2 separate regions of the Homo sapiens genome follow, and region 2 is linked to region 1. The links are chromatin loops, found by intact Hi-C in ENCODE. Cell type or tissue: gastrocnemius medialis. All regions are shown on one strand. Links, peaks and the distances in the headings refer to the core of each region. The heading gives the core; the rest is flanking DNA. Region 1 overlaps LOC105376650 (a long non-coding RNA gene). Region 2 has its middle 58 kb from the start of PRDM11.

Region 1 (5,374 bases), core at 212-5,211:
ATCACTGACTGCTCATGGCTCTAAGGTTTGGCTATGTGGGCAAGGTTCCGCTGGGATGAATCCTCTTTGTGTGGTGTTGGCTGGACCAGTTTTAAGGAAGAGGCAAGGTCAGCTAGGGGCTGGCTGGTCCCAGATGGCCTCACTCACAAGTCTAGCAATGGGGATGGGGCTGCCAATCAGGTGCCTCAGTTTACCTCCAGGTGGCTTCTCCAGGGAGTTAGCTTGGGCTTCCTTATGTGGCAGCTAGATTCCAAGACAGCAAGAGTGGGAGCTGTGAGACCTCTTGTAGAGGTCAAGAGGTGACAGGGACTCTTGCCCTCAATGTGAAATGCTACAAAGGATTTCATTGTTCATCCACCACAGAACCTCCATTTGACCATAATTTTTCCACGTGCAAAATATATTCACCTCCTCCCAAAACTTCCCCCAAATTCTCCCTCCATTATGGCACTGGACTCCATGATCTTGTGAGGTGAACTTGGGAGACAGATCCTCTTCTTCAAATCCCTCTCCTGTACTGCAGACTCCCATGGAGGATAACCAGAGACAGCCTTGGTTTCCAATTTTTGGATATTATGCGTGTCACCCTGTACAGCAGACCAAGGCCAGCCACTCCCCTGCAGAGGCTCAGCACTTTGCAGATGCGCTGCTGCCGTTCCTCCTCCCAGACTCTTTGGGAAACCAGAGGAGGAGCTTTCTTTCCTCATTTTATAGACGTGGGAACTTAAGAACCAGAGAGGTTTAATGACTTCCAGAATTCACTGGAAGATTCCCATAGAGCTGGGAATAGGGGCATGGGTGCTGAAGTCTTAGTCCAGGTTGCTACTTCAAATGTGGGTAGTGCCAAGAATTGCTGAAGTCAATCCAGAGCCTTGGTCCCAGGGGAAACTTGAAGTAAAGTGATAGACATTCAATCATTCATATAATCCTTCTATCACAAACTATTTATTAAGAACAATTGAGCACCTACCATGTACAAGGCATGGTACCAGGCACTAGAGACATGATCATGAACAAAGCAGAGGGTCCCTGTTTGCTAAGAACTTACAGTCTGGTGGGGCAGACACACATTAAACATATAACTGCAAGAATAAATATGGGATTTGAAGAAAAAGTATATGATTTTATAGTTGTTACAAACAAGGGCCCAAATTCAGCCTGACGGGAGCTTCCCTTGGGAAGTATCATTTAAGCTGAGGCTTAACAAATAAGTAGGAGTTTACAAGATGTAAACTAGTGGAGGGAATAATGTAGGCAGATGGAACAGCAAGTGTGAAGACTTTGAGGCTGGAGTGTGCTTGGCATATTCAAGAAACAGCACAGCAGCCAAAGTGACCCCTCTAGGCCATGGTGAGGAGGCTGGACTTTCTCCTGGTTATGATGGCAAGCGTGTGAATAGAGGGGTGGCACGATGGGTCTGTGTTTTCAAAAAGCTCATTCTCCTGATACCGTGGAGAGTAGATTGAAAGAGGGTCTGAAGTGGACACTGGGGCTGACTGATGGCAGGTAACTCACGTATCATGTCATTTAATCACCCATGCCATCAGGCCTGTTTTATAAACTTGGAAAGCAGGCCTCAGAAACTGAGTGACACAGTTCACTCAGCCATTTTCTTAGGTCCCAGTGTCTAAATGGTGACAAGAAGCCACTGCCCTCCCCCTTCCCTTGAACCTCACTGGGCTGGAGGAGCTCCAGCCCTGGCTCCTGGTTTGCGGTCCTGGCACACAAGCACCAGCTTGCCCTTGCAGACCCAAATGGTTGCCCACTGACCCCCCAGGCCTTCCTCCTTGGCCCTATGTTCTATCCACCATGCTATAATCTACAGTCACCCAGCCTCATACACTCCACCAACAGGAAGTGATCCAGAGGTGCCCCCTACGCTCTTCCTTCATAGGCATATCATGATCAGCTTCATGCCAGATACGGCTGCTTCTTTTAAGTGTCCTGTAAGCTCCATGAAGTGAGCGGCCACATCTGTGTTGTTCCTCGTTGTAACTGAGCACCAGATACATAGGGAGCATTCCAGGATGCTGAATAAAGGAATGCTTCCCCAAACGCTTGAGGGTTTGAAGATGTCAAAATGTGCAAACCAGAGCTGCCTTTCTTAAATCCAGCCCCCAAGTTGTTCAGGTGAGGACATAGAGGTTCAGAGAGGGCAAGGACTCACCCTTTGTCACACAGCAAGTGGGCAGCACAACACGGGCTAGATCCCTAGTCCAGTGCCCCTGCCTGGGCCCCTGTAGCCTCACAGGAATCAGGACCCCATGGGGCAGCTAGCCATGGGTGTCTAAGGAGTGGTGCCTGAGGCCCCTGAAGCTCTTTGGGCGTCTGGGAAGAAGAGGTGTAGGCTCATTATCCCAGTGCCCTAAGCGTGGTCAGAGACTATCTTTGAGCTAACCACTAAGACTGGCCTTTTCCACTCACATTCCAGGAGTCAGGACGCTGAAATCCACACCTCATTACTCACACCCTGCAGCCCGCATGGAGGAACTGGCTCAGGGCCCTTGATGGGACAGTATGGCACCTTCAGTGGGCAACACACATTCTCAAGGTACTCAACATACCTCGACAGCTGACCTCTCACCTGTAACATCAGGCTCATGGTGTCTCCTGTCTCTGTCTACAGTTACCTCCCCCACTGGAATGCCACTTCTTAAAGGCATGGGGCTGTGTTGCTTACTGCTGCAACTTCTGCTTCTAGAACACTGCCTGTGCATAGTAGGTGCTCAGTAAATATCTGCGAATCCCCAACTGCACACCATGGGATAGTGGCAAAGACTGGAAAGGGTTTGGTTTGGGTGGAGCCATACTCTGAACCCTTCCCAACACGGTTCCTATCCTGGCTTCCCCCCTCGCCAGCTGTGTGATCCCAGGCAAGCTGCTCAATACCTCTGGGCCACTGTTCTTCACGTGTAGATTGGCAATGTGCTGGAGTATTTTCCAATCTTCACACGGAACATCCATATTCAGGAGAAGAAAATGAGGCTCAGGAAGTGTGAGGTTCTTGCCTGAGGCCATGCAGTTTGAAGTAATTTGGGATCAGGTTGTCCTAATGTTTAAATGCAGATCAGCCTGACTCCACATCTTCAAGTTCTCTCTGGGCCTCCTTCCCACTGTTTGCTCATCTGTCCCACGAGGCTGTGGATGAAATTTCTAGGCTGGCGCCGCTCAGCTTCTTGGCCCTGGCCCACCTCCCTCCTGCCCTGCCCCCTGATGGAGGCCACCGCCCACAGCTGCAGAGCCCCGCAAGCTTCCCCTGAGAATGTGAGCAGAATGGGATGGCCAGACGCCACCCGACCGCATGATTAAGGCTCATTTTCCCCAGGCAGTGACTGGCAGGTGTTTATTTCCTTTTAAAAGGACACTGTCAGCAGCATGCTTATGGTTTAATTTTTGTTTTCTCCTCCACAGCTCTGCACAAAACTGCTGGAGAGGAATAGCTCAGCCTCTGCGCACTGCCCTCTCTAGGAGTTAGCAATGTTGGCCTTCAGCTGAGGCTTGGAGACAGACAGTTTCTTCAATTAACCCCGTCTGACCGTGTCTAGATGTACCTGGGAGGCCAGAGGCACCTGGGCCCACCACCCAGGACCTGGGCAGACGTGGCCAGCAAAGCCCTTTACTCTGTTAGGTGTGGCTTTAGGCACAGCACATTCTCCTATTGTAGTTATGCTTGTTGTGTTATTTACATAGCCTTTTAATTCAAAATCATTTAAGACTCACACAAAGTTGCAAAAATAGTTTGGAGAATTCCTACGCACCCTTTGTCAAAATCAGGAAATTGACATTGGTGCAATGTTATTAACTCAGAAACAGACCTTATTCACATTTACCAGTTTTTCATATACTTTAATTGTATTGTTTTTAATTATCCAGTTTTACCAGTTACCCAAGTGTGCCTAGTTTAGAGAGTCATCTGGTTTAGGAGGCTGGTTCATTCAAGCTGCTCTCTCCAGCCCTTCCCCCCCTCCACTTCCTCTTCTCCAGAAATAACAACTTTCAATGCCCTCAGCTGACCACTCTGCCATTTGGCTTCTATTGCTACAAAACATGCTTGCAATGCTATGTATATTTTTCAGTTTTAGGCATTATCCATTGCCTCTTTGGTATAGGAGATGCAGTTTTAAATCTCTGTCCTCCCCTACCCCTTAACCCTAAACTTCCATCCCTCCCATCCTCCCTAAATAGATGTGCCATCATTTTGATGAGATTGGTATTCAATGTTACGACTGTTATGATTTCTTCATGTGTTTACTCTTCTGTGTATGATCACTAATTTTTCTAACCTCAAACTCTTTGCCAGTTGTCCAAACCTTTTTCAGTATTTTCATTCACATCAAGATATCAATTTGATATCTTGAAGTCTCTCCTGGAAACTTCTGGCATTCCCAAACTGGCGTCCTGGGCCCTCCCTTCCCTGTCACTCAAACTTCACTTCGAGCTGGACTCTCCCATTATGGGGAAGCACATCCTCTAGTAGTTTCCTGTGAATGGGTGGGTGGGAGGCAAATTTCTCGAGACCTTGCATATCTAAGGATATTTTTATATTTTGGCTTCACATAGAACTCTAGGTTAGGAATACATTTCCTTCCAAATTTTAAGGACATTGCTCCACTGTCTTCTTGCTTCCAGGATTACTGTTGAGACGTTTAAAGCTGTTCTGATTTGTAGAAAGTTTGTAGACTTTCTCTATCCTACCAATGTCCTGAAATTTCCCTTGACCTGCCCTGATGGAAATCTGGACGTGTGGCTTATCTGCTGTGCTAGGTAAGCACTTGTGGGGTCTTTTCAATCTCGAGATTCATGTCTTTTACTTTTAGGAAGTTTTCTTCTCTTATTTTATTGACATTTCCTCCCTACCATGTTCCCTCTGTTTCTAGAATGCCTATGATTTGAGTAGTAGATTATTAGAGCTCTTGCACTAGTCCTCCAATTTTCCTGTCATTTGTCTCCTGGTTTCAGTGATTTATTGCACTGTATATTCTTGAGAGATTTCCTCAACTTTGGCTCTCAAACCTCCTACTGAATTTGTTATTTCTGCTCTTGTGTTTTTGTTCTCCAAGACCTCTTCTTGTGCTTCATGTTCCTTTTTTATGGCATTATGTTCTTTTTTCATGAATGCCTTATCTGCTGTTGTCTCTCTTTGGATAGAGGGGTTTGTTATTATTATGGTTATATGATGATGACTTTTCTCCTTGTGTAGTGTCTCTCTTCCATTCATGATCTGTGTGAATGAAAATGCTGAAAAATGTTTGGACAATTGGCAAAGAGTTTGAGGTTAGAAAAATTAGTGATCATACACAGAAGAGTAAACACATGATCTGTTTAGATCTCTACATTCACATTAGAGACTTTCAGGGATGCCTGGAGGTCCTTA
Region 2 (5,374 bases), core at 186-5,185, 66 kb before region 1:
TTCTGTTTTTTCAGTTTACTTTTGTAGCCACATCAGAAAATCAAACGGTAATTTTAAAACTGTGTTTCCCTAAGCTATTTGATGTAGTTATTTATTTAACATGTGAACTATACCTCCTCCAATAGGCTCATTATAGCTATTGTGAACACTTGAGAACTGTTTCTGAGACATAGCCATGCTAGAAAATGTATTATTTAACCAAAAGAACAAACTTTGGCATTCTGGTTATTTTTTTTCAATGAAGCATAGTATTATTTTAACAGACATGGGCTTTGATTTCTGAACTTTTAACCTTATGGGTTATAAATATGAAATGGAGTCATATTTTAATGAAAAAGGAAATAGGACAATTTCAACTTGGTCAATGAGAAACGTTACATTTCAGGCTAAGAGGTTAATTCTGTTTTCATTTTCTTGGTTTTTCATCGCCAAGAAAAGCAGTACAAGGTTTCCTGCTTTTAAATTTCCCAGGTGATTTATAGATGTAGCACAGTGTTATTTATGGGAAAACACCAGAAGAAAATAATCTTTCTGCTTAACAGAAGAAATTTTGATACACATTTTCCAATTAATAGTCTTCCTGCATTCATGTTTGACACCTTGCAAGGGATTCCTCCTGTTTTAGGACAGAGCCTGAACTCCTTTGGAGCCCACGAGGGCCTGAAAGATCTGGCTCCTGTCTTCCTCTTCTGCTTCATCTACTGTCCCCAGTGCTCCGTGCCCCTGATTGAACTTTGCTCCTTGCCCTTTACACACACTGTTCCCTCTGCCAGCCTCATTCACACTCCCTACCCTGTACTCATCAGTCCTGCCTTTCACAGTTTAGATGTCGCTTCTTCCAGGAAGCCTTCCCAGATGCTCTGGAATGAGTGATGCTCCAGGCAGCTTCCCACATGTTCTCTGTCATATTTTTTATCCCATTATATTATCTTGGTAATTCCTCAGTTTTTTTGTCTGACTCCTTCACTAGACTATAAGCTGTATGGGGACAGGGACCACGTTTAGATTCCTGGGGTCTACCATAATGTTTTACACATGGCAGGTGCTCCATTAATGCCAGGTGAATAAATGAACACATAGCCAGAATTTGACTGAGGTTCACCAAATTCTGGTAGCCCATCACCTATGGTCCATCATTCATAGTTCTTGGATGATTTCCTCTTAGTCATTAATTTGGTCATTCACTCCATCCATTCAACCAATTCTCCATCCATCCATCCATCCATCCATCCATCCATCCATCCATCCTTCCATCCATCCATCTATCCATCCATCTGTCCATCCATTCAGCCATCCATCTGTCCATCTATTCATCCATCTGTCCATCCATCCATCCATCCATCCATATATTTCTGTGACTAGCAGAAACAGTGAGGTTGAAGTCGCAGTGGGTTTTAGCGAAAGAAGAAAATCAGGATTTCTGATGTTAATGTCAGGTTTGGTGTAAGGTATAGATCAGGCTCAGAAAACCAGAACCACATTGTGGGCACACCCAAGCAGGGAGTGGCAGAGCTGATGGAGGAATGGCTTATGCATCAGAAGCTAAAGCAATTCAAGCCTCCCTCGCCCCCTGGCTGACACACATGGCCAGCACAGACACGTCTACTCTCCCCTCCCCTCCCTCCCTTCCTTCCTTCTTCTATTAAGTCTTCATGGAGACCTCTCTCTGGGGCAGGCCTGTCCTGAAGACTGTAGAATCAGACCCAGATTTCTGCCCTAAAGCTGCTCTGAGTGTATACAGGGATTCTAGCATAGGCGTGGAGAACAATACAGGAGGCCCACTGTGGCCCCTGCCATAAGAGAGGCCCAGGTCATGTGCTCTGAGCACCTGGAGGGAAGAGAGGAAGGTAGGGCTGCATGTAGGAGGGGGCACTGGAACTGGATCTTGACGAGTGGGTAGGACTTGGGCATGTGAAAATGAGAGGAGAGTGTTCTAGGACACAATCAAATGAGCCAGGCAGAGAAATGGAATGAATCCAGGCAATTTCAGGGAATCCAGCCTGCTGGAGGGCAGGGAGTAGGACGTGAAAGAGGGCTGGGGAGAAAGCCAGGGAGGAACTGGGCCAGGTCACAGCCCTGGCCTTGGAGGCCAGCTGGGGAATGATGGATTGAGTAACTCACTCATCTAACAAATATTTTTAGCATTAATATGTTCCAGGCCACAGGCTGTGGGCTGGGTACAAAAAGGATGGAAATCTGCCCTCAGATGGCTCAAAGTCTGTGAGCCATTCCTATGTACTGAAGTGGTTCCAGCTGAGGAGGGGCCTAGTCACTCTGGCTGGGTTCCCCGACCTCACCTTACCTCATCTCCCATATCCTGCATTCCCTCCATCTCACAGCCACTGCCATTTTAGGGCCCATTGGCTCTTCCCCAGTGCTTTGCAGTAGCATCCGGCCTGCTCTCCTTGCTTTAGCCTCATCCATCTTCCCCTCCCTGCAGGCAGTGGAATCTCCATAAAGGAACATATTATGGCCGGGTGTGATGGCTCACACCCGTAATCCCAGCACTTTGAGAAGCCAAGGTGGGTGGATCACATGAGCCCAGGAGTTCGAGACCAACCTGGGCAACATGGTGAAACTGGCTCTACAAAAAAATACAAAAATTAGCCGGGCATGGTGGTGTGCACCTGTAGTCCCAGCTACTCCAGAGGCTGAGTTGGGAGGATCGCCTGAGCCCAGGGAGGTTGAGGCTACAGTGAGGTGACGGTCACATGACTGCACTCCAGCCTGCAACACAGAGTGAGACCTTGTCTCAAACAAACAAACAAGAAAAAGGAGCACATCATGTTGCCCTCCCCTGCATAAAACCCTTCCTGGCTCCCCAGTGCTCTGAGAATAACTTCCAAGACCTTGTCCTGGACAAAGCGCAGCCCTCACATTCTTCTCCCCCAACTCCTCCGTGGCCTCATGGGAGTTCTCTCATTTTCCTGAGGGCTCCCTGTGTTTTCCTCTGATCAGGCTCATCTCCAGCCCTCACTGCCTACTCTGCGCAGGCTCCCCTTGCAGGCTCTGCAGGCTGGGGGCAGATATCAATTCCTTGAGCCCCCTTTCTGGACTCCCCAGGCTGTGCTTAGTGTGGCGAGGTGTGTTTTTTCTGCCTGTTTCTTTGCTTGGTTTTCCCCACAGCCTGTGAGCTCCTTGGGTGGGGGATGGCATTTGCTAAGCATACCATTGCCTCACCATTCTGTCTACAACCCTCGAGTATCCCGTATAGAGCAGGCCTTGGATTCCTGGGGACCTGAGGATGGATGAAAGCCAGGCTTAGACAGGGTGGGGTGGATGCCTCTCCCAGCACCCCTGGGCCACTTGGTGGGAAGGGGTCCAGAGATAGGAGGTGGGCGTCAACTTGGGAGGAAGCTCAGGACCTCTGGGATTCCAGAGAGGTCTGGCAGGCTCCAGGGTGTCCTCAGGTGAGATAAAGGGTTGGGCCAGGGTTGAGGATGAGGCAGGTCCACCCTGCCATGCTGCAGCCGGAGTCCAGCTTCCAGATATGGGTGGGAAGGAGCTTCCCCCTCGATGGCCCGACTGTGACTTTGGCCTCTGCATTCATTTCGCCCGTTCTGTCTTTTTCTCTGTGCCTCTTTCCAGCTCGACCCGCCTGGGGCTATTTTTGCTTCCTTCTTGTTCAGTTGCCTGAGCAGCATTGTGGCTTTAATTGGTCCATTTTCTGCATGCTGGAAAGATGTTCCCTCCTTGTCCCCTGCCCACCCCCACCCGAGAGTGGGCCCAAGAGTAAAAGCTAGAAGTGAGGCTAATTATGGAGGGAAGGGTGGACAGAGACAGGCTCAGGCGAAGGAAAAAGATAAATGGAGGGAAAGGAACAGATAGAGACAGAGAGGGAGACAGAGAAAGAAAGAGAAAGAGAGAGAGAGAAGGCAAAGGCCAACACACAGAAGAAGAGTGGGAGCCCGGAGAGCTGGAGACAGAAATATAAATAATTGAGGTAAGAGAGAAACACAAGAAGACAAAGAGAGACTCAGAGAAGCAACCAGATGGATTCAAATACACATTGCGTGACAAGAGAAAGACAGAGGCCCGCAGCCACCCTGAGAGGGAGGGAGGGAGGCAGCCTGCAGCTGGACAAGCAGCAGGGAGCAGTGTCTCCAGGGAGGCCATGGCTTGTGTAGAACTCCACCACCTCCAGTCAGGGGCCTCTGGCCAGTCTCTGCTTCTCTGGGCCTCCTTTGCAACATAGAGATAATAAATGAGAGGTCTGCACTATTTGCAGGGGCTCGCTGGGGAGGGCTGCAAGGTGCTTTGTAAATGGTTAGACTTCTGCAAATAGGGGAAGAAGGGAATCACTGTTCCGCAGTGTGGGGCTTCACCTGTGTACATCTTCCTGCCTCTTGAACTTTAAATGAGTTAGGTGGAGTGGGGCAATGCCTAACACATTATTTGTTGTTTATTCCTACAGCAAAGGTGTACTGACCACCTGCTCACTATGTCCAGCCTCCTTTCTGGGCTCTGAAGACAAAAGGTGACCAGGGCAGGGCTACTGCCCTGCTGCTCAAGCTGTGGCCTCTATTAGGTGCTCATTGTTTAGGAGGAGGAGCTTACACACCTAACTCCACTATCACCTGGCACTTGTTCTAGCTGAGGTATGCCTCTGCCTCCACCCAGGGACAGTCAGGGACAGCTTCCCAGAGGAGGCAACGTGGGACAAGGCCTTGAAGGCTTTTCTGAGTGGAGAAGGCTGAGAAGGAATTCCAGGTGGGGGGATTAGTGTATGCAAAGGTATGGCCACCACACAGGATGGGGCTTCATGGGCCGGGTGGCACTAAGGAAGTTGAGGGTGAGGGTGAGGGGAAATGGGAGATAAGGCCAGGAAGGTAGGCAGGGGCTGGCTTGGGAGGGGCCTTGAATGCCAAGTAAGGAGTTAGGGCAAATAGGTGGTGCTGTCCAGCAACAGAATAGCAGAATCCAATCTGAGTTTTTTAAGAGGAACCCTGATGAGACAGCACAGACTAGAGCAGGAGGTGCTGGGGGCGGAGAGAGCAGGAGGAGGCCGGGGCAAAATGCAGGTGGGAGATGCCGCGAATCTGGACTGGGGAAGGAAGACCCTGGGTGAGTGGCCTGCACTGGATCAGTTGCCTGCAGTACCTGGCCTCTCAGCCCAGCCCAGTCATCTCTCTCTTGCCTGTCCCATGATCCAGAGCCACAGAAACCCAGAGACTCGCTTTATGGCACCTTTGAGACCAGTTAGTCCAGGGATCTCAAACTCAGATGCCCTCAGGTGCCATGTGGGGTGGCTAGTGTGAGACTGTAGGAAATGGTGGGCCCTGTTTATAGATGAGAAAACTGAGGCCTGGAGAGGGGAGTGGCTTGCCTGAGACCCACGGCTGGTTGGGGGAGGCGCGTGCTTCCTCAATCAACA

The links. Peaks named below come from ENCODE experiments on the same cell type or tissue, not always from the same donor. Only the 100,000 strongest peaks of a DNase experiment are listed, where the experiment ranks them.
Region 2: a loop joins it to region 1, with 10 times the contacts of the local background. A loop is called at or near these places in 19 of 110 quality-filtered maps.

The regions. Positions count from the first base shown.
Region 1 is chr11:45,019,802-45,025,175 of GRCh38, reverse strand. All of the region lies in intron 1 of LOC105376650 (a long non-coding RNA gene), which reads right to left. Among named protein-coding and RNA genes, the nearest start is that of LINC02685, 49 kb to the right of the region's middle. In gastrocnemius medialis, for the core only: no CTCF peak of the experiment used is centred there; DNase peaks (open chromatin) are centred at 2,505, 3,195 and 3,998; H3K27ac peaks cover 2,306 bases.
Region 2 is chr11:45,086,211-45,091,584 of GRCh38, reverse strand. No RefSeq gene overlaps it. Among named protein-coding and RNA genes, the nearest start is that of PRDM11, 58 kb to the left of the region's middle. RefSeq lists an enhancer at 3,583-4,319. In gastrocnemius medialis, for the core only: no CTCF peak of the experiment used is centred there; a DNase peak (open chromatin) is centred at 2,114; H3K27ac peaks cover 3,047 bases.